5 separate regions of the Mus musculus genome follow, and all the other regions are linked to region 1. The links are chromatin loops, found by intact Hi-C in ENCODE. Cell type or tissue: heart. All regions are shown on one strand. Each heading gives the region's core, and the rest is flanking DNA. Links, peaks and the distances in the headings are about the cores only. Region 1 has its middle 240 kb from the start of Tns3. Region 2 holds the start of Tns3 (tensin 3). Region 3 overlaps Tns3 (tensin 3). Region 4 overlaps Pkd1l1. Region 5 overlaps Pkd1l1.

Evidence for each region. Hi-C counts contacts between places; a loop is a spot of excess contacts. Peaks named below come from ENCODE experiments on the same cell type or tissue, not always from the same donor. Only the 100,000 strongest peaks of a DNase experiment are listed, where the experiment ranks them.
Region 2: it touches region 1 in a loop (2.2-fold over the local background); 2 of 42 quality-filtered maps call a loop at or near these places.
Region 3: it touches region 1 in a loop (9-fold over the local background); 31 of 42 quality-filtered maps call a loop at or near these places.
Region 4: it touches region 1 in a loop (15-fold over the local background); 24 of 42 quality-filtered maps call a loop at or near these places.
Region 5: it touches region 1 in a loop (6-fold over the local background); 33 of 42 quality-filtered maps call a loop at or near these places.

Annotation. Positions count from the first base shown.
Region 1 is chr11:8,422,047-8,427,046 of GRCm38, forward strand. No RefSeq gene overlaps it. Among named protein-coding and RNA genes, the nearest start is that of Tns3, 240 kb to the right of the region's middle. In heart, for the core only: a CTCF peak has its summit at 2,353 (motif pointing right); a DNase peak (open chromatin) is centred at 2,525; H3K27ac peaks cover 516 bases; H3K27me3 peaks cover 420 bases.
Region 2 is chr11:8,661,056-8,667,719 of GRCm38, forward strand. Tns3 (tensin 3) reads right to left here and starts at 3,480. Exons shown (of 31, transcript NM_001083587.1): 1 at 3,424-3,480. In heart, for the core only: a CTCF peak has its summit at 3,585; DNase peaks (open chromatin) are centred at 2,886 and 3,206; H3K4me3 peaks cover 2,518 bases; H3K27ac peaks cover 1,913 bases; H3K27me3 peaks cover 2,330 bases.
Region 3 is chr11:8,521,196-8,527,859 of GRCm38, forward strand. All of the region lies in intron 13 of Tns3 (tensin 3), which reads right to left. Among named protein-coding and RNA genes, the nearest start is that of Tns3, 140 kb to the right of the region's middle. In heart, for the core only: a CTCF peak has its summit at 2,829 (motif pointing left); a DNase peak (open chromatin) is centred at 2,626; H3K27ac peaks cover 1,939 bases.
Region 4 is chr11:8,952,815-8,959,478 of GRCm38, forward strand. Pkd1l1 reads right to left here. Exons shown (of 52, transcript XM_017314870.1): 8 at 6,037-6,169; 9 at 1,048-1,254. Among named protein-coding and RNA genes, the nearest start is that of Pkd1l1, 19 kb to the right of the region's middle. In heart, for the core only: CTCF peaks have their summits at 3,093 (motif pointing left) and 4,428 (motif pointing left); no DNase peak of the experiment used is centred there.
Region 5 is chr11:8,857,291-8,863,954 of GRCm38, forward strand. It overlaps Pkd1l1, which reads right to left. Exons shown (of 52, transcript XM_017314870.1): 40 at 6,513-6,631; 41 at 3,906-4,016. Among named protein-coding and RNA genes, the nearest start is that of Gm40814, 60 kb to the right of the region's middle. In heart, for the core only: CTCF peaks have their summits at 2,790 (motif pointing left) and 3,776 (motif pointing left); a DNase peak (open chromatin) is centred at 2,781.

The sequences.
Region 1 (5,000 bases), core at 1-5,000:
GCGTGGTTGTGGCTGGAGTGGAGAAAAACACTTGTAACTAGAGAGGCTGGGGGGATTTGAAGAAAGTAGCTGCCTGAGTAAACTGCTTAAAGAAGAACCGGTGGTTGAGTCTTTCTTGCTGGTCGAGTGGGACGCGACAAGAGATCTCCCTGATTTGCTGCCCTGCTAATCCCATCTGTGATTTTTTTAAAAAAAACACCTTGAATAATAACTTCTTCTCATAATCAGGCCCCAAACACTGACACCATTGCACACACTAGCAAGATTTTGCTGAAAGGACCCAGATATAGCTGTCTCTTGCGAGGCTATGCTGGGGCCTAGCAAACACAGAAGTGGATGCTCACAGTCAGCTATTGGATGGAACACAGGGCCCCCAATGGAGGAGCTAGAGAAAGTACCCAAGGAGCTAAAGGGGTCTGCAAGGCTATAGTGGAACAACAATATGAACTAACCAGTACCCCCAGAGCTCATATCTCTAGCTGCATATGTATCAGAAGATGGCCTAGTCAGCCATCAGTGGAAAGAGAGGCCCATTGGTCTTGCAAACTTTATCTGCCTCAGTACAGGGGAACGCCAGGGCCAAGAAGTGGGAGTGTGGGAGGGAGGGGAGTTGGGGGGGAGGGTTTGGGTGACTTTCGGGGTAGCATTGGAAATGTAAATGAAGAAAACACCTAATTAAAAAATAATAATAATAAAAATTTAAAAAATAAATAGTCAATCAAAAATAATAATAATAACTTCTTCTGATACGTGGCTATAGCAGCTCATATAGCAGTTCTAGGTTGGAACTTACTATCTGAAGCCACCTGGATCCATGTTCCCAGCCAATGGTCACTCATATTAGGCTTGGAATAAATGGTCTCCTTTCCTTCCAAGGACAGAGCTGTGTTTTTAGCGGACACACCATACACAATTAAAGGCTGCAGAGCTGCTTTCCAGGACCCATCCATCTATACACACATTCCTCTTGTTTCTTAAACCAACACCAACTGGAAAAGCATCTGTGGATAAAATTTGTTTTCAGCTGAGTTAAAAGCATAGGTCCCCCAAAAATGGCCTGCTCGGGACCATAATCCCTGCTAGGCTGTCAGCAGGGGGGAGAGCTTCAACAGATGTCACCATCCCCAAGGCCTCCGGAGCTCATCGCGCTGTTAAAGGTCTCCTTCACAGGGGATGTCTATGGAAGTCGGGCGGCATAGCAACCATTTTACTCACAAGTGTAAAGTGTTAGAGTATTCACAGTTCACTCTCGCCATGGTTTTAGAGCAGGCCCACTATTCCACAGAGAAGGCGCTTTTGTCTGGTCTCCAGATGCAGAAACACACACACACATACACACACACACACACACACACACACACACACACACACACACACAAATACCCAGAGAACTATGCTTCTGCAGAGGTAATGAAGAGGAAATGGGAATACACAAGGGGGTCAGAAACTATACATACACACACATACACACACATACACATACATACATACATACATACATACATACATACACATATGTCATGGCAGACAGAGCTAGCATTCTACCCACAAGGTTAAACTGCTAGAGCATATTCACATGTAACAGACAAAGAACAGCACCCTCTCTCCTTCCCTTAGAAACCTCCACAGAACCTGTTTCAGCTCCCAGGGGACATCCAAGGAAACATGAAAACACGAGGACAGTGCTTTATGTGCTGGCTCGTGTCGGCTACCTCTGTTCTGGGGGCATGGATGATACTGGATTATTTGTGACACTACTTATGAGACCGACCTCAGGTTTTCAGTCTGAATGTTGGACTTTTTGCAACTCCTGCCATAGTTGGGGTGATAACACCACTTGTTGGAAACATTCCCCCCACTCATTTGATTGTCTTCCTGGCTTCCACACGCCCCGTCAGGTTTCATCTGGGACTAACGGGAGGGCTGAGGCCTGCAGTTGTCAATAACTAGGGAGCTCTAAGTCCAGGGTCTACCATGAAGTTCAGGTCCAACCCAGGCCATAAGCAACAGGGCTTCAGTAACTATACTTTTATCCTCTAAGGCAGTGACTCTTAACCTTCCCAGTGCTGCTATCTTTTAATACAGTTCTTCATCTTATGGTGACCCCACTCCAACCATAAAATTCTTTTCCTTACTACTTCATAATTGTAATTTAGCTGCTGTTATGAGTCCTAATGTAAATACCTGATATGCAGAATATCTGATATGCGACACCTGTGAAAAGGGTTGTGACCATCAGGTTGAGAGCCACTTTTCTAAGGGGACTAATATTTGCCATTACACTCATCCTCCCTTTTAAGCTGGCAACAATTTACAGATTATAAAGACACCCTGCTGTAGGAAGCTATGATAGCCACTAGGGGGCAGGATCACCTCACTGAATTCTCAACAACTGGCTGGCTCCACGCAGCACAAAGCTGGGGGCAGAGGGAGGAGAGCACACTGGTAATGGAGGTTTTGCTTGATTCTTGGCATTAGAAGGCAGCCTGCACTTTGGGGGAAGCCCGGGAAGCGTGCATGCACAAAGAGGCAGGGACTGAGTTCCTGCAGCCTCCTCTGCTGCATTGTTGGTTGTCCTGAGAAGGCAGGATGTAGAAAGCACCGAATGTGAAACAACACATTCGGTGGTGTGAAACAACACATTCTTTGTGTTTTTCCTTTTGCTGGTGGCCAAGGCACAACCCTAAACTTCATGGTCTATGAACGGAGACTGGGCCACTGCCAAGACAGACTGAGAAGCAAGCTACTCAGTGAGCATGACCACCACACTACTTATGCCTTAGAAGCCAAGGCCAATTTGCTGTTTTCAAACCGTTAAAAGCCGGCAGGGCCACTGAACCTGTAGAAAGCTAATCATAAGCCCGTTGTCACTGCAGGAGGTTAGAGATTTATCAGCTCAGAGCACAGAGGAAATTCTTGTTGACTTAGAATTTGAGGTCATATCCTCACCCAGATGGAGGGGAAACATACACGTGTGTGCCCAGGCTAATGATTCCTGGGACTCATCTCAGCGGGTGGCAGCTTGGACACATAAACCAACCAACCATAGTGATGCACTGCACTTAGCAAACAGCAGGCACTTAGCTCGAGTCTGCTCTGCAGACCTAATCTACTCAGTGTAGAGTCAGAACCCAGGAGACCTGGCACGGGGCATGAAACTGCTGAGCCTCTGGTTCTCCAGTATCTGCCCTACAAAGACGCATGCACAGAGCAAGGGTCTGGATGCTCTTTGTCAAAGTGGGGAAGCTTTTAGTGACACAGTGACACTCTTCCTATCCATCTTTGCCCTGCATAACAGGCTGGAAAAGTAGCTTCATTGCACTGATGAGCCAGTCCTGCACGAAGAGGGAAATGCTGGCCAGGCAACACAGCAGATGGATAAAAGATGAGCTCACTTGTCTAGGTAGCCCTGGAATTTAGACCTGGCCTCCTTACGTGCCAGGCTTGAGGGCTCGTCCAGTAAGAAGTGGACAGCCGCAAGCTTCCTTACCCTTAAGTTAAGGAGTTACTGAGACTGTGAAGTCTCTGTACCTCATGAAATGGTGGTAGATGTTTCTAAGACTCTTTAAATGGCTGTCTGAAGTGTTTACAAATAAGAGGTTCATCTCAGGCCCCATACAACACTGAGGGAGCACAATGAATCCAGTATGTGGGGTGAGTAACGAATGGATTGGGGTGGTAGGCCTCCGTGGTGCCCAGCCCAGCCCAGGCTACATCCAGTCATCGCTGTAACACCTTTCATTTCTAGTACAGGCATTTAGACTTATAAATTTCACTCTGGCCACTGCTTTAGCTACACCCCATGGATGCTAGTTTTATTTTCTACGGAACATTCATTTCTATGTGAAACACCAGGCTTCCTTGCCCACTACCTCGGCCCCACACAAACCCTGCTACTTAGAAAAGTGTTCTCTATCTTCCATGTGTGCAGAGACTTTTCTCACCATGGCACTTCATTGATTTCGAGGATAATTCCTTACTATACAAGAATAAACTCTGTTGTATGGCATACATTTGTTGAATTTTGTCTGTCTGACAGCTTGATCTACTTTGATGGCCATTCCATGAGGATTTTGAGAAATGCCCAACTTTACTATTTCTGTGGGTTGTTCTGTGTCAGTCAGAAGCTGCTGGGAGCTTCCGTTGTTTCAGTTTTCCTACATTCTTCCTGACTGCCGCTCCAGCTGTTCCTACCACTGTCTTGGGCAAGTACTTTATTGACTCCACGGCAAATAAAATAATTGTCCTCCAGCAAGTGGTGCCCGACGGCTTCGGTTAATGTTTGTATAATTTACCCCTCTTACACCTTTTGATTCTCAACCATCCAGCGAGACTGATTTGAAGTCTCTTCTGAACAGCATGTGGCTGGGCTATTCCCAGTCAGCCAACTAGTATTTTGACTGGTGAAGTTTGGTCACTTATGCATTAAGGAAATTACAGTGTGTTGGGGCAAATCTGTTGTCCTATTTATTTCAGCTTGCTGCATTTAATTTTTGGTTTTCCTACTTCTGTCTTCTACTTCCTAAGGGTTGGCATTTCAGAAATTCTATCTTGATATGTTTAGTGCAATTGAATTTAACCCTCCCTCCCATTATTATAATGGATGCTCTGGTAATTAAAATAAAATGGGTGATTTTACTGTTGTCTGGGGTATTTCATTTTTGCTACATGATGAGGCTTGAGAGATGGCTCAGTGGATACAGGCACTGACTGCTCTTCTATAGGACCTGGCTTTGTCCTGCCTTTCACAGCTTCATACAAACCACTGCCATTCAAGCTCTTGTGTGCCCATACAAGACCCAGAATTCCCCCCATGGCTCCTTGTAGGTTTTTTTTCCTTTCTCTTTAGTTTTCAGAAAATTTTATTTCTTGTCATGAATTTTTAAAGTAAAATAATGTGTGCACACTCAAGGCATATGTGTGATGAGACACAGTGATCCGTAGATAGAAACACACTAATAAGTACATCATCTCAGTGTGTGTGTGAAGACCAGCTTCAA
Region 2 (6,664 bases), core at 637-5,636, 240 kb after region 1:
GAGCTGTAAAAACAAAGTAAGTGCCTAGACACTCTCTGAGAATGCACTGTGCCACACAACAGTTTGTGCCACAGGAAGACCTGCCACACAGACACTGAGGACCTCCCCAGGGACTCTGTGTGCAGGACCATGTTCCTTACCACAACAACAGACATGCTCAAAACACTCTTGATGCAGAATTCAAAACAAAGTTCCCAGAAGCTTGGGGAATCTGCGTCTTCTACTTTTACGAGTAACAGGCATCAAGGAAATGAATGTCCCTGCCCCTAAGCTGCACTCAGCAAACTGTGAGTGTACAGAAAATGGTGGAGGAGGGGTGCAGATATGACAGAATGGGATCCCCCCCTTTTTTTTTCAAGACAGGGTTTCTCTGTATAGCCCTGGCTGTCCTGGAACTCACTCTGTAGACCAGACTGGCCTCAAACTCAGAATTGACCTGCCTCTGCCTCCCAAGTGCTGGGATTAAAGGTGTGCACTACCACTGCCTGGCGCCCAAATTTGGTCTCAATGTAAGAGAATGGATGCATGAGTTTTGAGACTTACTTTGTTTGTTTCCTTCTGAAGTCCTGGTTATTGAATCCGAGTTCTCACATGCTACACAAGTGCTCCACCAAAAGATACAGCCAATCCTCGGGGGTTTTGAAATGCAGTACATACTCCTTCTCACCTACGCTAAGGAGTTTAAATGCCATTTCCATGTGGAGAGTCCACTGAGGATACATAGGCTTCACCGTGAGTATTAGGGGTAATTGTGCTCTGGCTGTGAACACGCTCTACTCTCTGAGAAGCACAGGGTGGCTAACACTTAACCAATACCTACTGAAGCAGCCAGCCTGATCCACTTATTTTAGCAGAAATGGTGGCAGGGGCTCTGAGTAGATGAGGCTTGCTCTGTGTCATTAGGTCACTGCTGGCAGGTTTCTTTCCAGGTGAAATGAAGATGCAACCTGTTCTCCCCTGCTTCTGGGTCCTACAAGAAGGGGCCAGGTTAGTGCACCTCTTAACGACCTTTTGCCTAGATCCAATGCCTCGGACTACCTGGTAGGTGGCATGGTCTCATAAAAGTGTTTTACTTTCAGAAAGAAAAAACTAAAGAACTTTTGCTAGCAGTACCCCAGTGTTCCCCACATCCAAGTTCAAACACAGAGTCAGAACAGGCTTCCCCTGAACATATCCATTGCTAACAGCAGGCTGACCCTAAGCAACATAATGTGGCTCCAGGGGCAGACTGCATGCAGATACACCACTAGCTCCCAGACTTTGGAAATTTGTTGGTAATTTTCCTCGTCTGTAAAATTGCTCCTTGTATCCTGGGCAGACAGAAGCTGTGACTGCCAGACAGACTCAAATACCCTCTTCCTTTGATATCTTCCACTCCACCTTCTTGTCTAGCTGACTCCTTGTCAGGCCTTGGCTATACCACGAGTATACCAGCTCCCCTGGAACCTTCTATAGCATAGTAACATATTTGATCTTGTGAACTATGAAGTCAACATTTGCAAGTAGCTCAGTTTCAAAACACAGCAGGCCAGAGAGACACTTTGTAAAAGCTAATCGATTTGCATTTAGGCATATGATGTTCCCTGAAGCAACTACTTTTTTTTTTCTATCTTCTTAGTGGTTAGGTTTCGCATCTGCTGCTGCGGATAGCTTTAGCAGCCTCGGCAGAGGAGCTACCCTCAGTGGAAGAACTGCTGCTGTCTGGACAAGCATTCAAAGCCAATTGCCAGGGAAGCAGCAGCAGCAGCCAGCCTGCAGGAGCCAGGCCATAGAACTCAGACATTGTGTCCCAGAATTCCAGCTACTCCTCCACATTTCAGCTTCATAAACAGGATACTTGGCATTTCTTTGCCCATATGCAAAATGGGTGTGATAATCCCACTTCCCTCTTTCTTCCAAGAATCATTGGGTGAGATGAAATAAACAACAGGCAAAGAGTTTAGTACCACTCAGCCAGAGGTCCTTATTGCCCTCTGTCATTCTTTGGGGGGGGGGGGGGCAGTCACCATGACTTTATCGGAGGTCTGGCTTCTTACCAATTGCCCCAGTTAGTTCTCCAGGACCCAGCAAATGCACCCCCTTGTCTGTGCCCCCCTTCCCTCACATAAACACACACACGCACACACACACACACACACACACACTCCAAGTCCTGGCCTAGCCTCCTACAGCTTCCAGCTGCAGCCATCCCCGCCCCCTTCCTGGTCCTCAGCACAGAAAAGCCTTTCTTAATACTTGTTGATTGATTTGCAAATATAACCTCATAGGCCCCAAAGAGGGAAGCAACAAAATCACAAAGACAGTCAAAAATCTCTTTTAACAGGCAAAAAACTAAAAGCACTTTTAAAAAGTATTCATATGAACAGACCAAAGCCTCAAGGAAATACATCAATATGTCAAAAGGGTTAGCTCTGATGGGGTACACATTATTACTATAGTAGCTCCTGTATTCTTGGTTTGGGGTGTCGTTTTGAAGCTCTATACAGTGGAGCAGAAGGCACAACTCAAGAAACAAAATTTGGAGTGGGCTGTGACAAAGCCGAGGGCGTTCCAATCAGTTGTGGTCACCCTAGATAGTGCGGTCTGCTGGCCCCAAGCCCTGGAGGGAACTTTTTGTGTTCAGTCACGCTAGAGAGTCGGGATCACCTGCTGGCACCGGCCAGAATGCCAGTTGGGGAAGGAAGGGGTTCGGGGTCTCTTTTTGCGGCATAGACTCTCAAATCGATCCAAGCAAACGTCCCCAGGGGCAGAACACAGAACTACACAGAAACCCCGGGGCCCAGGACCCTCCCTCCTACTTGTCAGCTACAGTGCCCGCGTGCCAGGAGACACGTGCCACAGGTGGCCCCCAGGCCTGTGCCTGCACTCGTACTCCTCCGAATAGTGGGAAAAGGCGGGATGAGACCCCTGGCTCCCAAGCAACCGAAAGGAAAGGAAAAGAGGCACACAGCTCACTTGCCTGGAAAAGGCGGGAGTAAAGTCCTGAGAAGTCTCATTGCAGCCCCAAGCGGCTCCTCCGTCTTCTCTTCCCTAACTGTCTCAGGGAGCAAAGTCCGCAGGGCCGGGGCGGCGATAGTGTGGTTCCGCCCCCGCCCTCCTAGCTAGGCGCCGGGCGCCGCGACCAGGACCCTGCCGGCCCCGGAGCTCCGGCCCGCGTCGGCCCGAGGACCTGGCTGAGCCCCAGACTCCCGATCGCCGCAGACCCCCTGGTCGTCCTCAGTCCTGGATCCCAAGCGCCCTTCCCGGGTGCCCCCGCGCCTTGTCCCTACACCCTCAACTGTCTCCGCGCCCAGGTTTGGTGTCTGCTCGGCTGCAACCCAGTTCCAAGACCCCGAACGCCCAGGCTCTGGAACCTGAGCGGGGGCCCCAAACAAAGAGTGTGGCGGCGTGTGGCTGCCCCTGCCCTGCTCCCGACCCTGGTACCTGGGCGAACCCGCAGCGCGGTCCGGCGGGGCGATGGCCGAAGCGAAGCTGGGCTCCGAGCTGCTCGCGGGCGGGCCCGTCCTCCTGGCTGGCCGCCCGCGCCCGCGGCAGGGCCCCCTCGAGGCGGCTCCGGCAATCGCTACGGACCGCCCGCGCACCGGAGCCCTGCCGGTCACCTGGTCTCATCTTCCTAACAATGTCCTGCGTTTCCAGGTGCTGGACACCCGCCCCCCGCACTCACCCCCTCGGGTTCCTGACCCAAGGGATGAGCTCTTTAAAATACCCTCCCACTTCGCTGGCCTCCCTAAATACCTCGGGGGCCCCAGTATTCTATAGGCTCAACAGTTCCATGTCTACGTAAGTGCACCTGGGGAGGGAGGTTCGAGTCCCATTCCTGCAAAACCAGTTTATTGTTTCATCCAGTGTGTCTAAGTGCTGTTTCTGCCAGGAGGAAGTCCTACAATACCCTCCAGTGACTTATTATCCCGTGGGGCTCTACGTGTATCAAGCAGCAGTCTCTAAGACAGCCCAGGATGCTCCAACAGCCCCTTCAACATCCAGAATTCACCAGGCAGGAGGAGATGATGGTGCTGGGTAGAAGTCCCTTGACTTCTTAAAGTGAACCTAGCAGGAGAGAATACGGTTGAGGCTGGCAGGAACACAGGAGAAAGAAGATCTCCTGAACAGCCTTTCTCAGATGAGGACAGAGCAAGATTTCTTAAGAGATCCCCAAGATTCGGATAGCTGGGCCTCTGTGTCCATTTTCTCATTGCGATCTCCAGGGAATGATGGCATGCCATTGCATGGTCTTTCAAACACGTCTGCATAAATGAGATGGAATTTCCATCAGTTTCTAGTGGACACCAGCAGCCCTTAATATCTCTGATTCCACTCCGGGAAAACACTCCAGGTAGCTTTAAAAGAGGGTAGAAATTGTATCTATCTGCTCGGTGCAGCCACTGTCTGAGGTTACCAAAACCTGTTCAATTCTTGCCATATTGTGCCTTCAAGAAAAAGCCAGGCTTGCCAGGAATGGTGGAGAAGCTGAGCTAGGAAAGTAATATCTGGTGGATCTGTTTACAGCGCAGCCTTCACAAACACTGAGGTGAGGCCCTGGATCCTAGGCCAGGCTAGAGGCCGGGCCACACCCTGTTTCCTCTCCCCCAGGTTTGGGAAGGCTATGCCTATCTCTGAGAAATGGAGACATTGGGAGAAGGAGATGTTGCCTGAGGCAAAAGCTTCCCCAGGCCCTGAGCCCCAGGCCCTAAGGAATGAAACAAGCATTTCCCTAGCCTCTGGGAGTCCCACGGGTCATGGGTGAGGAACAGGATGCTTGTAAAGGAGCCTTTAGAGGGGATAGGGAGGAGGTCACAGTCATTCTGCTAGAAAGGGGGACAAGGCAGGAACTGTTCCTTTGCCTTTGACCTGGTAAGAAAACACCCCCAAAATCTTAACTTGACATAGGTAAACCAAGTGGTGGGGATCAGAGCACTGTAAGGTGAGGATCCAAGACTATCCAGATTCCGTGCTGTTCTCTCAGATGTTTACCAACAGCCTACTCACTCCAGCCCTCCAGTCACTGGGTTGCCTTGCTTGGTCCCAGCTGCCCGAGGGACTGCAAGAATTTCCACAAGGTGTTCCAATCACCCTCCTTAAGAGCTAATGTGGGAAAGTACTTGATAGCTCAGAATAAGGAAGACCCCAGGCAAGGCTGGGATTCTGCATCTCTGTACCAGGAGCCTCTGCTAAGATCTCCCTACTCTGTTTTCCCTACCCAAACTAAATGGTCCCAGACCCCTGTCCCTGCCCTCCCTGCGGGGATAGTTCCAGTGTGGGATAGATTCTCTAATTAGATCCTTGTTTCTAGAACAGTGAAGTGGGGGCCAGTGCACGTAATGTCCGTCCTTACGTTCAATGCTAGTGTTCAAAAATAAACTGAAAAGAGAAACTGGACCATAGTATCTTTGAGCACCCCATGTCTGGCTGCTCCATGGTCCCTGCATCTTGTCTACAGGATGAACAAAGAAAACTTTGGATGATTGACCTGGGCCTGGCTTATGCAGAGCTGAGCACCATGGGGCCTCCTCACTTCACATGCCATGACTTTATATTTCCAAAAACTTAAAACAAAAACAAGGCATGAGCAATTATCAGCCCCCCAAAAGGAGATCATGTGGGGTCCCCCCCCCAGGCTTAGCCCTCCAAAAATGTCTCAGAGTTTAAAACAAAAGTGTCAAACCAATTTAGCTAAAGAAAAGTCTGCTGAACTGGCCCCTCCCTGCGGGTTCCCCCAGCAGGAGAGAGCGCTGGTGGGTCTGGTGCTGTACCTTCCTTTCTCAGCCCCCAACCCCAACCCCTCTGGGGCCTCCTTGACTCTTCCCAACTGGAGTCTAGATCTTCTTAGTAATTTTGTCCTTGCTATGGGGACTGTCTTTACCTTGACAAAAGACTGATAGGATACATTTGTATCTCTAGATGGATGACTTAATGCGCCCCCTTTCACTGAAAAGAAATTTTGCGTTCCCTTTCACTGAAAAGTAATGTTTCCAGACCTATTGAACAGCAACAGGAAACACATGAGAGGTGGCTGCATAGCCTGCAGTGCTGTGAGGCAGCCCGGGTTTGAGTGTGAGCACACTACAAGGTTTTGCCTTCAGAGACTGCTCACTATGAGCCTTCTTCTTTTCCTTCTGCCCCACAAAGGAGCAGATCACATTTTGACAGCACAGGCTTCACACTGCACCCCCCCCCCCACAGGCTCATCTCACTTTAGCTTATTTATTTAGATTATTTTTTTAAACAGGTCCTTGCTATGCAGCCCATGCTGTTCTCATCGTTCTCTTGTCTCTGCCTCCCACCTGTTGGTGGAGCACTACAGGCTGGCCCAGCCCTTGCCTACACTGTGTCTAGAGTTTCCTACAAATCTATCATCAGTTGTATGTGTCGACCTGAAAAGGGGGAGGGATGTGCAGACTGCTGACCAAACGTTGTTTGGGGACATTTTTTTTCTTTTTTGTTTGGGGTTTTTTGAGACAGGGTTTCTCTGTGTAGCCCTTGCTGTCCTGGAACTCACTTTGTAGACCAGGCTGGTTTCGAACTCAGAAATTCGCCTGCCTCTGCCTCCTGGGTGCTGAGATTAAAGGTGTGTGCCACCATGCCCGACTGTTTTGGGAAATTTTCAAAGGTGTTCGAAATGCATATTGGCCTTTGAATCAGCCCAGGGAGTAAAGATGGTCTTCTC
Region 3 (6,664 bases), core at 674-5,673, 100 kb after region 1:
CTCAAGCACATGCATGACAGTGAGGAAGGACGGCCAGGAGGGAGTGGCCTGTGGACCTGACTAGGTGAATACAGGGCATCGGGAGATCCTAGGCACAGGCACAGGGGTATGTAACACAGCCGCAGTCTCTTCTGTTCTCAATGGTCTCGACTCGCCTTCCACCCACTCAAGTTACTAGTATTCTTCTCCTGTCCTCTTCCCCAGATCCTTCCCGGGGCTACGTACTCCGAGTACACCTACTCTGGCTGTCCCTCAGCTACACACAAACACTTTTGACTCACAACCCAGGCATCCCAACTCTGTCCAACCCAGGCGTGGGAGGAAAAGGATGGGTATCCACAGGTTGGGCAGCTCCCAGCTACCTTGGGCCTGGTGTGATCTCCTGCTTGCAAATTCTTTATCTGTCATATCACAAGGTCTCAAACACTCTTAGGATTGTCAACAAGAATGATCTGTTGCTGAGCAATGCTGTGCTGTTTTTCTGTGACCTCTCCTGTGGGTATTCTGACAATGTTAAACACACATACACACACACACACACACACACACACACACACACACAAATCACACCACACTACCCTCTCTCAGGACTCCCTAACAGGCTTATTAATACAACAGGTCAGACTTTGAGAAGAGTCCTTTTAGCTAAGACCCTGATCTGGTGACCTCTGTCACCTACATGAAGGTCCAATAATGAACCACTGAGTATCAGTATCAATTTTAATCTTTGTAGCCACAGTGGTCAAAGATCAGAACTGTTGTGCTTGCTGAGTAGAAAGGACCTCACAGCCTTAACAAGGGGCCCCAGAGGCCTTTCGTAAAGATAGAAAGCATTTCATGAAGATCGCTGGGCAATCTGAAACCACTCTGGTTCTCTGGCTGTAACATGTACTTACTTTCTTGCGTCTCTACTGAATGTATCTAAAAATACCCTGATCCTCTGCTGTCAGATTCTGGAATACTGTCATTTGAAACAAGTCAATGTGATGGTCACAGTTTTGTGGTAAGCACTGTGTTGAATGACGACTGTCATAGAGCCCACCTAAGGAGCGTCTGCACTGACCCCCAACTCACCAGAAGCACTCGCTACCCAGAGGCATTCATCCTCTTGGAACCTTTCGTTCTTCGCTGTAAGGTGGACAGCAGCTTTACTTGACAGCATATATATATATATATATATATATATAGCTACTAAGTACTAAGAGGCCTTACAAATCTACCTGTCTGTGACATCTCCATGATTATATCTACTCTAGCCTGTCCGTATCAGTAGACTGCACACCTGCAGATTCCATCAACTTCAGAACACATGGAGACTTTCTTCTCATAGCCATTCCCTAAACACTGTGGAGTACTATTTACATGGCGCTTATATTGTATTAGCAGGTGTGATGAGCAAGCTAGAGATTATTTGAAGTATGTAGGAAATGTTCATATGTTGTATGCAAGCAGTTAACTGTTTCATAAGGTAGCTGAACATCTTCAGATGTCCGTATCCATGCAAGCCCTATAATCATGCCTACATGCTGGTAAACAACCGGACAAGTTATACTATTTAATAATCAACGTAAAAGCGTGAGCTTCTAGGAAGGGAATCGTGGTGCTCAAACCCGCTGATAGTGGCGAGGGCCATGGAAGGGTCTGAGTGGTCTTCTTTACTTGTGCTCTGGGTAAACAGTCTGGAAACCTTGCCCTAACCTTATTTCCTTACATTTGCACAAAGATATCTCTACACCTTCAACTGGATGCTAGGATGATGGAGCCTGGGACCAGGTAAAAAGCTGAGTCTTTAAGCTAAGTAAAGGCAGGCACCTAAGCCAAGGGTGTAGCGCACGCTGCAGTCCCAGCCCTTGGAAGGCTGGGGAAGAACAGTGCCTGAGCTGGGTGAGTCAGCTCTTAAGGACAGTCAGTGTCCACTCTCCTCCTGATGTGCTAGGCACAGACAAGGGAGACCCAGAGTTCCTCTTACATTCTCTAAGAACAGAGCACTCGAACATCCCCAAGAGAAATGGAAGTCCCACTTTGGTCCATCCCGGATAATGCCATGATCTCCATGCCAGCTGAGTGTGATTCCGGGGTCCTAACACTGTCAAGTCACGAACAAAAAGCAAGGAAAGGGTGAGCAGATATGGGTCGCAACAAAAACACAACTGAGGTACAGTGCCGGATGACAGCATGGATGAAGACCTGACCTAGTTCTCAGTCCACAGCATAACAAAGAAAAAACAAACAAACAAACAAACAGAAAATCACAAAAGATTACAGTCACAGATACAACAGAGATCCATTCCCAGGGCCTATGCTGGGGCAGCTTGGGGACACAATCCTACCTTTCACTGGTCACACACAAGTGCCCACTGTTAGAAACAACAAACACCAGTGCTATTTGTGCAACTTCTTAAGGCGGTTTCACCTGTACTCACAAGCCCAGTCACTGGTCACAAAGCCAGCAACCATAAAGACAAAGTACAAGTGGCTGTGGTTTGCCCAGGCAGGGCAGCAAGATGGAGCATGCCAGATGGAAAGATGTTTACAAGCTCTGGACCAAGTGCTGAGACGGGGAGGGGGCAAGCTGGCTCAAGCCCCAGGCTCTCTGCCAGGTTCCTGGCGGGCCTGCAGCAGCGTGAATTCCTGAGCAGGTTATATAAGCTGCAGGGAACCTCCCCGGGGAAGGGCCTTGCACCTGACCACAGCGGACTCTGAAGCAGGATCACAAAATCTGACCTTCTGTGAAAAGCGCTTTGTAAAGACAGGAGCAGTCCACTAAGAAAGGTCAGAGGCAGATATATCAATGTCAGTTTTGCTGTCTCCAGTCACAGCGCCACCTGCTGGTCACCAGCCAAAAGATATAATAGAGAGCTCTGTTTCTCAGGAGTTTCCCAGGCACTTACTAGGCCATTCCCTCTTCGGAACCTGCTCCTTTTTATCTCTGCTACCTGTCTCAGTGCAGAAAAAGAGCAGCAGGTCTGCACACAAGGTAACAGTCACTGAAATGAAGGAGGATTCTGATTGGCTTAAGGGGACAAAGTGCCTCTTTAGAAGCAGTAAGATGGTCTGGAAGCAGCATTCCACCATTACACCCCAAGGGCAGCTTCCTCACACAGAGGACCAGTGACAGGGCAGACACTGGGAGGTAAATCTAGACACATTTTCTGTCCCTTGCAGGGTCCTTTCCAAGTCACAGTGGCTGCCAGATCTCTTGTGAGAAATGTAACCACCAGCATACCTGAGCCTAACACATTTCCCTACCTGCAGCCTTCGGGCTTGTACACTGCACACACAGCACAACATGCCAGGTGGTTACAGGCAGAAGCAAAGGAGGCCCGCAGGTTCCTTTGAGCTAGGCAAGGTTGTAGAGGAGAAATGTGGGGTAAATCCAGAGTTGCCAAAGCCCAGGACACAGGATCGGTGATAGCTCGGCTCACTCACTGTCGTGGGAGCACTGCCAGCATAGAGCATGTTCCAGCATCTTCTCTTTCCTAAACTCTCGAAGTGGGACCAGCAGCGTGGGGCTTCTGAGCTGTGGCACAAGGCGGGCTCCACAGACTAGGATCTGAGAGTTGACTGGGACTCCTGATCTTGCACCCTCTGGGCTGAGCACAGTCGAAAGCTAAGCCATTGCCGTTTGCACCTAACTAGGGAAAAGGGTCTATTCTATTATAACAAGACTTCAGCTCATCTTTGTGCACACACCAGTCTGTCAACTCAGTTAGCTCCCTGCCTGCCCATTCAGCTAATCGAGCACGTGAGTCTAAGCTCCGAGAGCAGGCCCTGAGCTTGTCTCTACTAACTTCCTATGCCAGCCACTTTAGGAACATGAACACCAGTGATGGCCAGTGAGAAACCCCAGCAAAGGTGTCCAGTCACCAACAGCCAACTGTCAATCATACCACACATTCTAGAATACACTCACTGCGGGCTAGCCGATGCCTTTTTATACCCACAAATCAAAAAGCTCTAGGACCACAGAATGTGACTCTACTTGAGATGACACTTTTATGAAGGGCATTTAAATAAGGCCGTCAGGGTTGGCTTGGGTGAACTATAGCTGGCATCCTTGTAAAAAGAGGTTGGGGCTGGGCAGTGGTGGAACACGCCTTTAATCCCAGCACTTGGGAGGCAGAGGCAGGCGGATTTCTGAGTTTGAGGCCAGCCTGGTCTACAAAGTGAGTTCCAGGACAGCCAGGGCTATACAGAGAAACCCTGTCTCGAAAAAGCCAGGGGGCGGGGGGGGGGGGGGGGGAGAGAGGTTAGAGCTTAGGGAAATGATTCTGGTAAGACCACCTACCTATGACATAGGTCAGGAAAGACCAGCCCTGCTAATTACCCTGTCCTTATACAGACTTCAAGCCCCACAAGAACAAGAGAACAGAAATTCTTTCACAAGCCACCCAGTCTGGGGTGAGTGTCCTTTGATCGTGGCCATTCTGTCGGATTACAATGGACTAAAAGTGCTGTCAGATTTCTGACAGGCAGCAGGTCAGCCTCATAGCAGTCACTTCTATGAACTGTGCAAGGAAAAATTACACTGTGATGGAAAAATACCCTTGTCAGCTTCCACGTCTCCCACAGCCTATCTGATAACGCTGAAGAAAAAAAAGTGCAGAGCATACAAAAAAGAATTATAAACACAGGAAGTGTAAATCAAATCAGTATGCAATCCTAAAAATATTCCATGTGAGGAATGGAAACGGGTACAGGAAGGAAATCGGCTTATCGAAACCAAGTATCTCTTGTGGATCTATAATCTCCTCTGTGCCAGCACGGCTAATGGAAATGAGTCACCCAAGAGGAGCTAGCTGGCCTGTGGCATGAAGTTCACCTCCAGAGCCCTCAAGCCTGAATCTCACACATTGTGCACCATAGTTTTCCAGCATAGCTGGCTTCTGTTTCCATAAGAGCACAACTAAGACGCTGTTCCATATCACACCAGGCCCACAAATCCTTGGGAAAGCCATCCCCAGTTCTTACAAAGATCTAACTGCAGCTTCTCTGGAGCTGCACAAACAAGGAAGGGGAGAGAAGCAGCCTGGGGCAGGAGGGCGAGGGCTCCAACACCAGATCAAAGGCAGCTGCCAGGCGTCTAGGGAAGGCTCTGCTCCAAAGGGTCTTAGCAAGTCAAAGAGGCAAGCACACAGATATGGCACCACAGCTATTATGGGTGGAGAGGCTACCACCACTGAGCTGGGCAGTGGAGGAGGGTCTATGCTCAAGTTTCTCTTTTCTAAACCTGAATTAGACAGGAAGAGGACCAGGAGGCTTGAGGGCCTAGTCAGAGGCAAAGAGAAGATTCTAGAAAGTAAGCAGAGAAGCCCCTGAGAGAACAGATGCCAGGCAGGCAGCAGCCAGAGCATTTGGGGATATACCAACCTGTATTATGGGTTACGTCTGTAGCCCCTAAACTCCATGGAGACAGTAGGAGAATATGGGAGCTCTCAGGCACAATGAAGTCAGGAGGCTAAGCCTTCTGAATTCCATTAGCCCCTATAGAGACTCCAGACCCTTTTCCTGTAGGAGAGTACACAGGGACGTGGTGCTATTATACATAAGAAACCAAGTCCCCACTAGATATGGAGCCTACCAGCCCTGGACACTGGACTTCCAATCTGCAGAACTATATAAGTGAGCATCCATGTAAGCATCTGTGTGCATCCATGTAAACACACGTGAACACCATTTAAGTACCCCAGTGCAACAGTGCTCTATAGCAGTAGCCTAAACAAGTGAGGCCAGACAGGGGAACAAGCAAGAAGAAAGGGGCGGGGCCTTTGCTCACAACTCCTCCAACCAGCACAGCCCTTCTTCTTGATACAAACTCAACACAAGCCTTATGCTTACGCTCAACGACAACATACTTCTAAAGACATCCCGACGTGCCGTGGCCCTGGTCTGTTGGTCCCAGGAGCTCCCTCACGTCAGCTCTCAGCAGAGGCTGGCTCCTGGCCTCCATGACTGGTTGTGCAGGACACCCAGGACAGGCTCCCTGGCTCTTGGGATCACCCAAACACCCACTGCTAGTCACTTTCTGCTTCTAAAAACACTTCACATTAGGTTGCTTCTGGTTCCAAGGCAGCAGTGCTCTCCAAGGTGCCTTGGGCTCCCAGGGGCTGCTGCTGTCCCTGCCTTGATCCCTCCCTTTCGCACAGGACTTCGTGAGTTCTATGTGCTATATAAAGACAGGGAGAAGCACAATGCAGAAATGCCCTAGCTGGAACCACGGCACTGGTTCCTCCCTGACTACTCAATGCCTCCTCTACTCTTCAAGGTAGAGCTATTTGGTATCCTCAAATGAGGTTAGTTCTGTTCCATTGGTACAAATGCTTCATATTAATATAGATTTAAGGTTTTTATTAGCATGAATCTTTGAATATTGATTCAAAATTTAATGTTAATTTTGTTACAATATATGTAAATTTCAGCTCTTACATAGGTATTATGCCTATGCAACTCATTTAAAAATACAAGGTTTAGTCCTGGTCCTTTTAATTACAAACTATTTAAAATAATTAAGTAATGCAAGTTAAGAGTCAGTCAATCAAGCTCATGGTCATGTTAGATACTAGTCTAGATTTATTATAGAAATATAATCCTCCGTTAAACATGCAGTAGGTACCTGGAGACAAGCAATGTCTGTTAGATATGCTGTAAATAGATATGTGGTCTT
Region 4 (6,664 bases), core at 713-5,712, 530 kb after region 1:
TCGGTGGAACCAGTTACCCCACATAGTGAGAACACCCACTCCCCTGTAGAGGTTTGGGTCCTAAGGACCGTTTCCTCATCCTGGTCTTCTGACTTCACTACAGTCTGACCCAGGGCCATCTTCCTGGTTCCAGTCACTACACACGGCTAACCTGCAGCCACAGTTTCTACACATGTGAGCAAACTGTTCAGGACCCTCCTTCATGAAGTCACTCAACGCAGTGACTTCCCTTTTCCCACGTGATCTAGAACATTTTTCCAGCCCCAAGCACAGTACTGGCTGAGGGTCACAGTGGGTCCGTCTCTCATGGCCTCTGGTGGACATCCTCCCTTTTCTTCCCTAAATGCAGCATCAATACTCTTCTTCTATTCCTCTACCAGCACAGGGTTAGTTCAAAGTAGGCGCACAGTCTTTAAAAAGACAGAAATAGGGCTGGTGAGATGGCTCAGCGGTTAAGAGCACCGACTGCTCTTCCAAAGGTCCTGAGTTCAAATCCCAGCAACCACATGGTGGCTCATAACCATCCGTAACGAAATCTGATGCCCTCTTCTGGAGTGTCTGAAGACAGCTACAGTGTAATTATATATAATAAATAAATAAATAAATATTTTTAAAAAAGACAGAAATAGTTTTTTGTTGATTACTTGAACAAAATTAGAACATATATTCTCTGGAAAATTAAAAGATTGTGTGTGTGTGTGTGTGTGTGTGTGTGTATGTATGTGTGTGTGTTTGCACATGTGCACACATGTGCACCAGCCTACGTAGTGATTCATTCCCCTGTCTCTACCTCTCCCCGCAAGTACTAGGGTTACACATACACATTGTATACATTGTCACCCTTGTGCGATGAATGCTCTTCCTCAGTGAGCTACTTTTCCAGCTAAATGAAAGATTTTTTTAAAAATTCTACCCATACCTTAAACAATAACAACAATAACAGCAGCAGCAGCAATTCCCTTGCATTGGCTAAAAGAGGTTTTCTCTAGAGCTTGTGGAGAGGATTGGTTGGCTTGTCAGGGCTCGTGGAACAGTGTGTGAGCTGACCTTGGCGATGGCGGTGTAGTTCCCACATTCCAGTGTGTAGCTTGGGAGCATGATGGTCTGTCTGCGGGTGTTGACAGCAGTAGGGAGGGTAACAGTGGTCATCTCAGCACTCACAAAGCTCCAGGTGTAGGAAAGCCCTTGGGAAATGTTACAGAGGATGGCAGCTTCAAATGTCACTCCTAGTCTCAGGGGCTGAGACCTCCATATCTGGGAATTGACAAGACGGGTCATGTCACTGAATGCCAACCCTGATGGTACAGCAAGCGGTTAGAAGTGTAAATGGCTGGCCATCATTTACCCCAGTAAATACCCAGAAGATGCTCCAACATGTAATAAGGACACATGCTCCACTATGTGTATAGCAGCCTTATTTATAAAGGCCAGGAGTTAGAAAGAACTCAGATGTCCCTCAACAGAGGAATGGATACAGAAAATGTGGTACATTTACACAGTGGAGTACTCAGCTATTAAAAACAATGAATTTATGACATTCTTAGGTAAATGGATGGATCTGGAGGATATCAACCTGAGTGAGGTAACCCAATCACAAAAGAACACACATGATATGCACTCACTGATAAGTGGGTATTAGCCCAGAAGCTCGGAATACCCAAGATACAATTTGAAAACCACATGAAGGAAGACCAAAATGTGGATACTTTGATCCTTCTTAGAAGGGGGAACAAAATACCCATGGAATACAGAGACAAAGTGTCGAGCACAGACTGAATGAATGACCATTCAGAGACTGCCCCACCTAGGGATCCATCCCATATACAGTCACCAAACCCAGACACTGTTGTGGATACCAACAAGAGCTTGCTGACAGGAGCCTGATATAGCTGTCTCCTGAGAGGTTCTGCCAGTGCCTGACAAATACAGAAGTGGATGTTCACAGCCATCCATTGGACAGAGCACAGGGTCCCCAGTGAAGGAGCTAAAGAAAGTACCGAAGGAGCTGAAGGGGTTTGCAACCCATAGGAGGAACAACAATATGAACTAACCAGTACCCCCAGAGTTCCCAGGGACTAAACCACCAACCAAAGAAAACACATGGTGGGACTTATGGCTCTAGCTGCATATGTAGCAGAGGATGGCCTAGTTGATTATCAATGGGAGAAGAGGCCCTTGTGAAGGCTCTATGCCCTAGTATAGGGGAATGCCAGGGCCAGGAAGCAGGAATGGGTAGGTTGGGGTACAGGGGGAAGGGGGAGAGGATTTTTGGAGGGGAAACCAGGAAAGGGAATAACATTTGAAATGTAAATAAAGAAAATATGTAATAAAAAAAAGGGAGTGTAAATCTCTGGCCATTATTTGTATAACTGCTGGTTGAGACTTGGGGCTGGACTTTAGATAGCACCAGTAACCAGTACATTTAGTTTACATGCAAAAGTAAACAGTATATACATACACACACACACACACACACACATATATATATATACATACATATATATATATATACACATATATATACACACATATATATACACACATATATACACATATATACACACACACATATATATACATATATGTGTATACACATACACATGTGTATATATGTATATACATACACATGTGTATATATGTATACACACATGTGTATATATGTATACACACATGTATATATGTATATATACACACATATGTATATATATGCATATGTATATACACACATATGTATATATGTATATACATATATATTTTTTTGCCTGCTATGAGTATGTAAATGTAAATACTTACTTTTTCTTTCAAGAATGAGGCTAATTAAAAATGTCAAAGGAAAAGTTACCAGATTTGATTACATTACAATGTCTTTTAATTGTTATTTGTTTGTATATTTATTATGGACCTCACAGCTGTGTTGCTCTTCCCAAGCACTTTATGCCCCATCCTCTGGGACAGTAGCTATCATCCTTCCCTCAGCATACCTGGCCTGACTGTTATTTGTCCCTGAATATGGAAAAGCATTCAGGGCATGCCAACCTTAGGAGGGAGGCTGTCCAGCCAGGGACCCCTCCAGTTCTGGGGCTGATGCTAGGAGCAAGGGCTCCCCCTGGAGGATGTTCTGTTTAATTAGAATGAGAAAACTGAAAAATGGGATTTTAAGTTTCTAGCACCCTTAGTGTTAGCTTCCCTAGCCTTCTGTCCTCCTCCCCTCTGTTGTTCCCCTTAAAGCATGACACTCCAGGGAAATCCCGAGACTCAGGAGTACTTGGCCAATACAAAACAGACTCTATATTTTTGTGGGTGTGTCTTTTGTTTTAATATTTTGTCTTATAATTCTTTTCTGTTTTTGGTTTATCTGTTCTGAGTTTTGCTGTTTTTCTTATTTTTGTTTTGGGGGAGAAGGAACACAAAATTGGGTGGGTAGGGAGGTGGGGAGAATCTGGAAGGACGGGAGGGAGGGAAACAATATGGTTAAAATATATCAGAAAATTTAATTAAATGTATTTAAAGGTAAAGGAAGGTATTAGTTGCCTTCCTCCCACCTACTGACTGGGACATTTAGTCTTAAATTTTAGTTGAAATATAGTTTCTTATAAAGAAAACACAGATGATATAAAGACTGGAAAAGTTAGAAAAACAGGAGAAAGAATTTATAGCCTTATAGCTGGGAAACTTACCTTTTGTATTCTGTAGGTGGTACCATTTAAACGATTGTCAGTTCTTTTCATTGTTCTACTCTGAACATGATTTCATTATAGGACTTGCAACAAAGCCACTGGACTAACACAGTAAATGGAAATTTGTAATATTCTCAGATTTCAGACTTCATATATATAAATGATAATATGAATTAAGCCATACAATTTCCACTGGGGTGGGAGTTGGCTCTGAATGGGTGCACAGTAGAACTTGGCAAGCAAAAGTGAAGTTTCCAGGAAAGACATTCTGTCACTCAGCTCGGTGACATGGAGACGCCAAGGATACGGAGAAAGAGGTATGCATAGAGCACTGCAGGCTAAAGAGATAGTCACAGATTGCCACATGCTATTTGTCGTAATAGAAAATTAGGAACAATCAAAGTTCGGTTGTGAGGAACTTGAGAAATGGTGTAGAATTTGTACACATAATCCAATATATGCCACTGTTAAAAATCATGTAGTCAAAAAGCCAGTGGTCATGCTATAACAATTACTCAAATGTTGTGAAAGACATATATATTAAAAAGGCGCATAACAACTCCACACATAAAAAACCATAGCAGGGCGCTGGAGAAAGGACTAGGTGGATGACAGTGTTTCCTCCTCTTGCAGGGGCAGGGAAGTGGGGGCTGGAGACTAAGTCTTCTTTCCAGGACCCATGTTGGGAGGCTCACAGCCTTCTGCAACTCCAGCGCCAAGGCACATGGCGCCCTCTGCTGGTCTGGGCAAGCACCTGCACTCATGCACTCATATCCACACACACGTGATTTTAAAATAAAGGTAAATCCATTTTTAAGTCAATAAAAAATAAAATAAATACACTTATCTCTTGCTGTCTGGATTTCACACAATTCCATTTTTATACTCTTAGAAAACACGGAAAATATAAAATACAAATGGAGTCATCAATATTGTTTTCCTTCTCTTACAGAAAAGCTCAAATGAAAGTGTTTTACAGATTAAAAATTAAGTTCTCTTATTATTTATACTGTGTTTGCCTCTGTGTGTCCATTGAAAGTAAGTATAAATTAAAGCAAACAATAGATACAGGTGCAGGAATAGGAGTCTGTAGTTCCACTGTGCAAGAGGCCAAGGCAGGAAAACTGAGAGTTCTGGGATAGCTTGGGTAGTACATTGAATTTAAAGACAATCTGGGCTACATTGTGATACCAAACCTCAAATAAAATAAAATAAAATAAAATAAAATAAAATAAAATAAAATAAAATAGACGATGGATATGTAGCAGAGGGTGGCCTTGTTGGGCATCAATGGGAGGAGGGGCCCCTGGTCCTGTGAAGTCTTGATACCCCGTTGTAGGAGAATGCCAGGGTGGGGAGGCAGGAGTGGGTGTGTGGGGGAGCCCCCTCATAGAAATGGGGGGAAACCGGGAAAGGGGATAACATTTGAAATGTAAATAAATAAAATATCCAATAAAAATACTTAAAAATAAAATAAAATAAAAATAAATTAAATAAGATAACAACATTAAGAAAATATTCTTTAAAGCAAAACAAAATCAAACAAAGGAACAACATCATCTTTCCATCAGAGTGAGACTTCCAGTCAGAGCCCTGCAAGCTGTAGCCTTTCCCTGAATCCCTTGAGTTTTGGTCCATCCCTCACACAGAGAGCACAGAAGAGCCTGACACCATGGAATGCTGGCCTCTAGAGCTGCAGAGCTCTTGCCTCAGGGGACATGGACACTTGGAAGGCCTGCCCAGGGCAATCCCATACCCGCTTTGAAATCTACTGCCCTCTGGGGCTGCTGGGACCTGAAGTACCCAGGGCTGGCAGCTGATCCATTAGAGATAGCATTCTGGCAAACGCTCAGCTTTGAGTTCGCCTTCCCAAGTGTCAGGCTGGACTGGACACCTTTGACCTGAAAGTAAAACTGTCTGAAATCAAAGTCCTCAAAGGACTGCAAGAAATCAAAGGCAGCCTTCTTTTTCCTACTCTGTCGTTAATACTCAGCATATAATTGGTCATTTCTTTTAATTGTGGTGTCAAATTTTTCTTTTTACTGAAAATGCTATCATTCTATGCATAACCAAAAAAAAAAAAAAAAAAAAAAAAAGGCTACTCAAAGCAAGCTGAGCTGAGCGTCAAGAGTCATATAGGCAAATAAAAGACGTATTCAGCCACCAGAAACCAGGCTTCCGTCCCGGTGCAGGCTTTCCCTGCTCAGGAACCAGCTCCAAAGCCCTCACAGTGACTCTTTTGTGCTGAGCGCAGCAGAACAAACTTAACAAGCTTCCTTCATTCCCCAGCGAGCTCAGCAACTTGGAAGCAGCCTAGAGCGAGGTAGGCAGGATGATGAGTCCTTAAGCCCAGCCCTACCTGCACCTTCGCAGGCCCCATGTTCTTCACTGGGGGTGGTTGGCAAGGCTCCCGCACGATGAAAAGCTGCTTTCTTAGGGTAGTGGAGCTGACATTATTGAAGGCAAGGACTTCAACTGTAAACTCTCCCTCCCTGGAAGGGTAGAAAGCAGAGAATAAAGAGATTGAGGTTGTTGTACATCGGTTCTCAATCCCTCTTTATAGCCTCAGGACCCCTCACCCAAGTGTACTGTTCCTGAAGTTGCTTTTGCTTGTGGTATTCTATAACAGCGACAGAACAGTAACTAACACTCTTCTGCACACTTATTCAAGAATATTCCTCTGCAGCAGCGCCATGCTAGTCTGAGGCTTGGCCTTGACCATGCTTATCTCTGGCAGCTATGAAAACTGGACACTCATTGGAAGGACTTGATCCACTTAAGACCTAGGATCCTCCCTAGCCAGAGACTCCGCTAAGAACAACTGGCCTGCTTCTCGGACGTCCCCATACTCCCAACCTTGAGTATCATTTGCACGTGTGCTTTTGCATTAAAGAAAACCTTCTGAGACAATGATTTTGGACAAAGGCAATCAGATACAACTTATCTTTCTAATCTAGCTAGGTTCTGGACAATGATGCCACAGTCAA
Region 5 (6,664 bases), core at 779-5,778, 440 kb after region 1:
CCAGAATTCACTTTGCTCCTCAGCAACAGGCAAGAGAAACGGTGGGAAGCAATGTTCATTCATTCACTCAACAAACATTACTGGGCAAGTACTAAGTACCAGGCATTCTTGTAGACACTGGGAAACAAGACCAGATCCCTGTCCTGTGGGGAAACAAAGAAACTGTATATAGCTGAATATGCAGCCTACAATAACAGTTACAACTGATGATCTTTTAACTCTACCGTGGTCAAAATTACACCCGCCAACACTTGAGCTTTTCACTTGTAGCTCAGTATCCAATTCTAGGAGATGTTCAACACTTGATTACAAGGTAGGCTTTGCCTTAGGTCACCAAGTGAGAGTGGATGGAATGTTCTGAGCACTTTTGGTTAGCTGAGCATTAGGTCACTTGAGCCAGTGCACAGCAGCCAGAAAGCCTGGGACAGGCATCTCTTGACTTCATGTTCAGGGATACAACCTCAGAAGCTGGCAAGAGGATGCTTCGTGCCAGATAGTCTCTGCCCAGGTGTGGGGCAGGGACTCCTTAAGGGCTGTAATAACTTACAACCATGTAAGAAAGGTAGATAGACAGTCTAATCCAAAAGGAACCAAGGGCAAGGAAAAGCCTTCAAAATATGTTAATGGGGAAACAAATACTCTGATCAGCAATTTATATACACTGAACGTACACACATCCATCATCTCCCTCCTTAACCTGTGTAAGCAATAGCCCAGGAGCTATCAAGCTGACTTATTTTAGTTCCTTCTTCCTCCCTCCCTCCCTCCCTCCCTCCCTCCCTCCCTCCCTCCCTCCCTCCCTCCCTCCTCCTTTTCTTCTAGATTTCTATGTGTGTGTGTGTGTGTGTGTGTGTGTGTGTGTGTGTGTGTGTGTGTGTGATATGTATGCAGGTAACTGCAAACACCAAAAGAGAGAACTGGCCCTTCTAGAGCTGGGGTTGCAGGCAGTTAGTTATGAGCTGCTGGGCATGGGTGCTGGGAACTGAACTTGGGTCCTCTAGAAGAGCACTGTGCACGCTTAACCACAGAGCTTCTCCAGCCCCAGGTCCCTTTCCTTGAGTAGAGTTTGTCTCCTACCCATCCACTTATGTGTGTTGTCGTTGTTATTGTTATGGAGCTTAATCTACTGACTGCTCATTCTTAATTCCATACTTTTCTGAAAACTTGGCCAATCTTGTCAAATCCTAAGCAAGTGGGAGAGCTGCAGGGGACATCTAGAGGCTCTGATGGAGAAACAGCATTTCTTGGAAAGGAGGCAGAGTCAGCGTGAGAGGCACAAATACAGCTGGTAAAACCCTGAAAATATTCACAGCCCCAGGGAGAAAGCACTGTCCAAAGACACAGAGGGAGGGAGGCAGGGAGGAACATCGGCAGACAAGCTTACTGCACACCTGCCGCTAGGTAAGGCCCATATCTGTTTGAAAAAACAAGCTAGCATATGTTTAATGTCTATACTGAGTTCCCATAACACTTAAAATTGCTTTTAAAAATTTATTTATTTTTTATGTGTATGGGTGTTTTCTTTTTATGCACTTCTGTGTATCATGTGTGTGCCTGGTACCTTCAGAGGGCAGAAGAGGGCATTGGATCCCCTCGGACTACAGTTACAAATTGTTATGAGCAGCTCTATGGGTGTAAGAAACAGAAGCAGAGTTCTCTGGAGGAGCAGCCAGTATCCTTCACCACTGAACCATCTCTCCACACATACACACACACAAACACACCCCCACACCCACAGTAGATTTTGAGGTACTGGGGCATCAACCCAAGGTGTCTTTGCCCACATTAAGCATGTGATCTGCCAGTGAACTGCACCCTTGGCCCAAGCTTGCAGAATTTAGAGAAATGTTATCACTTGCCATACTTGCTCCCCGTTGGGACCACATTAATGAAGCTGTCAAGAAACACCTGCTGCTACCCAGAGCTCACACATCCCCACACAAAGGAACCATCGTGCTCCTTCATGGCACACTGGAGAGCAAGAGGTGAACCAAAGGATCCAACCATAGCCTGGTCCTGTGTGCACTAATTACAGCAATTATATCAAATGGGCCCACAGCTCCAGTCCAGCGAGAAGACCACTGGGATGGAGCAAGGATTTTGCCTCACCTCACTTGTGGCTCAGTTAAGTTTTGTTGACTTGAGATTTCATGAAGACTTTGAGTTCAGAAGTACTTCAAACACAAATTAAATGTGACACAATCTGATATTAGAGTAATTTTTTTGAAGACAGAAATCTAGAATCTTACTTATCCTAACTTTATAGAGGATGCTGCAGCAGCCAGGAGCAAAGGGCTGCCAGCCACAGGGAGCCAAGAGAGCACCCCTTGGATTCCATCGGATTCACTTTTCCTAGGCTTGCCCTGCCCCCAGAATGCTACAAATAACAGCCCCTAGGGACTTGTTGATTTTAAGGATTAGGACTGGGGGGATGGGTGAGGCAGAGAGGGTCCACTTTAAACATTCCATTTTGAACTATGACATATAAATATGGCAGTGAGGTCTCTATCCTTGTGGGAAACATGAGGCTCTAAGCCCACCTGGGTCAACATTTGGGAGGGTTACCTGAGTGTACCAGGTCCAAGAGTACAGGAATTTTACAGATGTTATCTCAGCTGGAATATTTGACAATCGAGAGGCATATGAGAAATGTCAAAGAAAAAGGAATTCGTGAAATGTGAGATAAAAATAAACTAGCCAAATCAGTGGTTTTTGTGTTTTGATTTCCATGTCTAAAAAAGGCCCCACATGGTCTCTTTGTTTTGCTCACAGCGCCCCCTCCTGGCATAATCTACGCACCTGTTCATACAGAAGAACTAAGTTGTCCAAGTAGAAGCTAACTGTGGCGTTGGAAAATGGGACTCAGAAACTACCATGTAGCTTCCCTAGAGCTTTAGCAGTCCTGGGATTATTGAGTCATGGCAAGTTCAAGTACTGGGGCTTCCAGGCAGTACCTTGCTAAAAAGTAATAAGAATAAAGGGAATGACATCTGGGAGTCACCATCTAGCAGGGTGCCTGTGTTCCTCTGCCTTACAGAATCTAAAAATATGTCCCTAAAGCAAAAAGGTGAGATGAATTGTTCAAAGGCAACACATTCATAAAAATGCTACAGAAATGAGTATTAAAATATTCCTTACAGAAGAGAAAGGAAACCCTGGAGTGTGTAGAGTTGTTCTGTCAGTAGAAAGTAAGCAATGATAATCCATATCGCCAGAGTCACACTGCCTTGAAGAAACTGCCCAGTTGGTAACTTTCACTGACTAAGGAATGTTCTAAATGTATCCACTCGTTTCATTGGGCATCCGAATCTCAGAGGTGTCAGGACCCCAAAAAGGTACCCATGTGTCAGATGAATGGGAGTGGGCCTTTGCCTTAAACTGCTCCCTTGGTCAGTGTTTCTTTATAATGCAAATCCTGCTGCAATTAAAAGTAGGAAATAAAAACAATGAACACTTGAATGCTTGGCAGAGAAGCACAGTTTGAAATTGGGTATCAGGAATCATGAATTGTGACTGTAGCCTTTGGTTAAAGAACACTGATATTTTTCTGCAAAATAGATGATATGACTTTCTCAGGCCTAGAACTTCTTTCACTTTTGACCCCAAATGAGATGCCAAGCACCTGCCAAAGTCTGCAAATGGAGCCCTCCGTTAACATGGGTAATTAGACAGCCTTTCACAGACTTCAGACACAGGCTTTGATGAAGACCTTTCTCTGGGCACAGTCTTGGATAGGTGAAATTGACAGGAGGTGTGGGTAGATCGTCTGTAGGGCGCCCCCTTCTGGAACACAGTGAAGGAAACTGATTCTGGAACCCAGAGCCTGAAGTCTTTGAACATGGGTGTAATGACCATGAATTAGTGCAACACTCCCCAGATCTGCAAGAGCCCCCCAATCCTCCTACCTTGTAAATGCTTTCCTGATGGCATGATTGAGAGAAATTTCACCTGGGCAGAATCTCCCATATGCTATAAACAAAAGCAGCAGTAGCATGATGCTGTGTGTGGTCATGTCTCTGCGAAGAGAGATTAAAGAATTAGCATCCTTAGAGATCCCGTGTGTTCACATTTCCCTCATGGAAAGTATTTTAGGGAGCCGGGCATCTATGTCCCGGTTCGGATGTATTTGTAGAAAGGCACGAGATGGGTTAAATGCTGTGTTTATTCTTTGTACTTTCAAAAGACTCTTTCTTAGTTTTTATTAGTTCTTTGAAAACTGCACAAAAGTACTTTGATCACATTCACCTCCTCACCCAGCTCCTTCTAGACCCACCCACTTGCCCTACTCATTCAAGTTTGTGTCTTTATTGTTTTCTTTTTAACCATTCAAGTATAATTCGTGCTGCCCTTATGCTCTGCAATATGTGGCCTTCCACTAGAGCTTGGTCAACCTACTCTGGGCATACCCTTAAGGAAAACTGTCTCTCTCCCACCACCTATCAATCGCCAATAGTTTCTTAGCTTGGGATGGGATTTCAACACCTCTGTGTTGGTTTTGCTCTTTTATGTTATCAACCTCCAGCTTTCCCACCCCATTTTGAAAAGCCTATTCACTTGTACATCGAATTGTCTTAACGTTTTTGCCAATAAAACTGCTTGGGCCTATTTATTGGCTGCTTCTGGTCTCTCCCTTCTGTTCCATTGATTTAGGTGTCTATTTCATTCATCTGTGATTTACTCTCCACATTGAAGAGTCCTGGATTTTGGTATTTCTGAGCTAGAATCCATGTTATCTTTCTCAGACTGTAAACAATTCTCTTTGAGGACAGCAGCAATGACAAAACTAGACAACCATGTAATTGCTTGTGTGTCCTATCCCACAGTGGGTCATTAATCTGAAGAATGACAGACACCTGCTATACACTGATGTAGGCACTGGTGCGTTCCCACTGCTTTCAGGCTACATTTCAACCTTTGAGGATTGTTTCTTAACTCTCCTGACTGTTTTATGCATTTCCCATTGAGCTTACACCACAGCAGCTGAGTCTTTCGCTGTGCTCGAGTGGAGTGTTGCATCTTACTTGATTTACGAAGGATAAGGGCTCTTGGTGCTTAAGGTTACCATTAGCTACTTTTCTAAATTCTCTCACTGCCTCTTTATTTGTTTGTTTTTCTTTCTTTCTTTTGTGGGACCTTCCCAGACTTTTACTAATGACATCTACATAAAGAGTTAGCTTTGTCCCATTCTGAGCCTGTTGTCTCTAGCTGTGTTTTTGGTTGTCCACCTTGGTGTGGACACTGCTTGTGGCACTCTTAGCATGAGGATTTGGCCCAGGAGCTGGGTTTCTCAAGGTTGATTTGCTCAGCTCGGCAAGCTCTGTGGACATCAGCTACCCAGTGTTCCAGACGTTACACAGGCCTGTGAACTGGGGTTGCGTGGCAGCGCAGTCCCTGGTGTGACCCCTCTCAGTAGCTCCAGATCCACCCTGTTCTCAGACACCTAGACATCTACAGTCCCCTCATGTCCTGGTCTTGAGCAGGGCAAGTGGGTACTGCAGGGCACTGGCTACACAGTGCTTAGTGTACCCATGTGACTTCAAGGTGTGTGTGTGTGTGTGTGTGTGTGTGTGTGTGACTTAGGTCTGCCATTCATGTTTTTGGTGGGTTTGGTTCCTTGTTTTTATGGGCAGCCTGAACAAATGTAAAAGTCTTTGTCAGTGTTTTATCTTTTCAGAATTCCTTTTTCACTCACTTTACATTTGACATTGGAATAATGCCATGGTTCTCTTCTTTGGAGAAGAACCTGTCTCAGGACCTGTTCTTTACATAAGAGAGCTGAGTACGTGTGGGGGATGAGGAAGGGTTTTTAAGAGAGACAATAAACTGGAGGGGACACTGCATACTTTAATGACATCACTGTGGGAAAAACATCTGGAGCTTCTAGATTCTTGATGGATTCAGGAAGCCTAGAACCTGGAACTCGGAACTGGGAGACATGCATGGACTGGTCCTTGCAGAGGGTTCCTCCAGGAACTGCTTCCAGTATCTACCACAGATGGGCAGGGGAATGGGTACCACTGACAAAGAAGCCTGACTGAAGTCAAGTTTGGAGATGGTTGTCTCAGTATCATAGTTACTAACTTTGATGCTTTATCTAAATATTTGAAGTGGACTTTGAGTTGATCTCCAGAACATGTCTGTGTAAACTGTACTGTTGACTTATTTTAGAATACTGGTCCCTGGGCTCATTCAATGCCTATGGAGAGGTACACCAGTTGCTCTTGGACTTTCATAGCCCTGTGTAGCCAGCTGGAGGAGCACAATTCGGGGTCTGGTGTTGGGCACAGTGTGATGTATGTGAGTCTGTGTGGCTGATGGAGTTGAGGTCAGAGCTCTGGGCCATGGATATAACCAGAACACTTTCCTTCCTTAAATGCAGTGTCTCTGTCCCTCACCCTCTGGCACGGGCTGAGACATGGGAAAGGATTTTCCCAAGTGCAGGATCTCTTATCATTCCCTCTAAAAAGAAGACAGGGCCAGAGGAAGACCATTGTATTCTGGCCTTCACCTACCTCAGGGCTGCCTGCATGATGCTCTCTCTCCTCAGTCTCTCCCCGGTCACTCTGAGCTTAGCCTTGGATGGTGTCTGAGCCCAGCGCAGGTGGCGTTCTCGTTGTCGGGTAGCCAAGACCTGTGACAGAAGGGGGGCACCATCATACTGGGG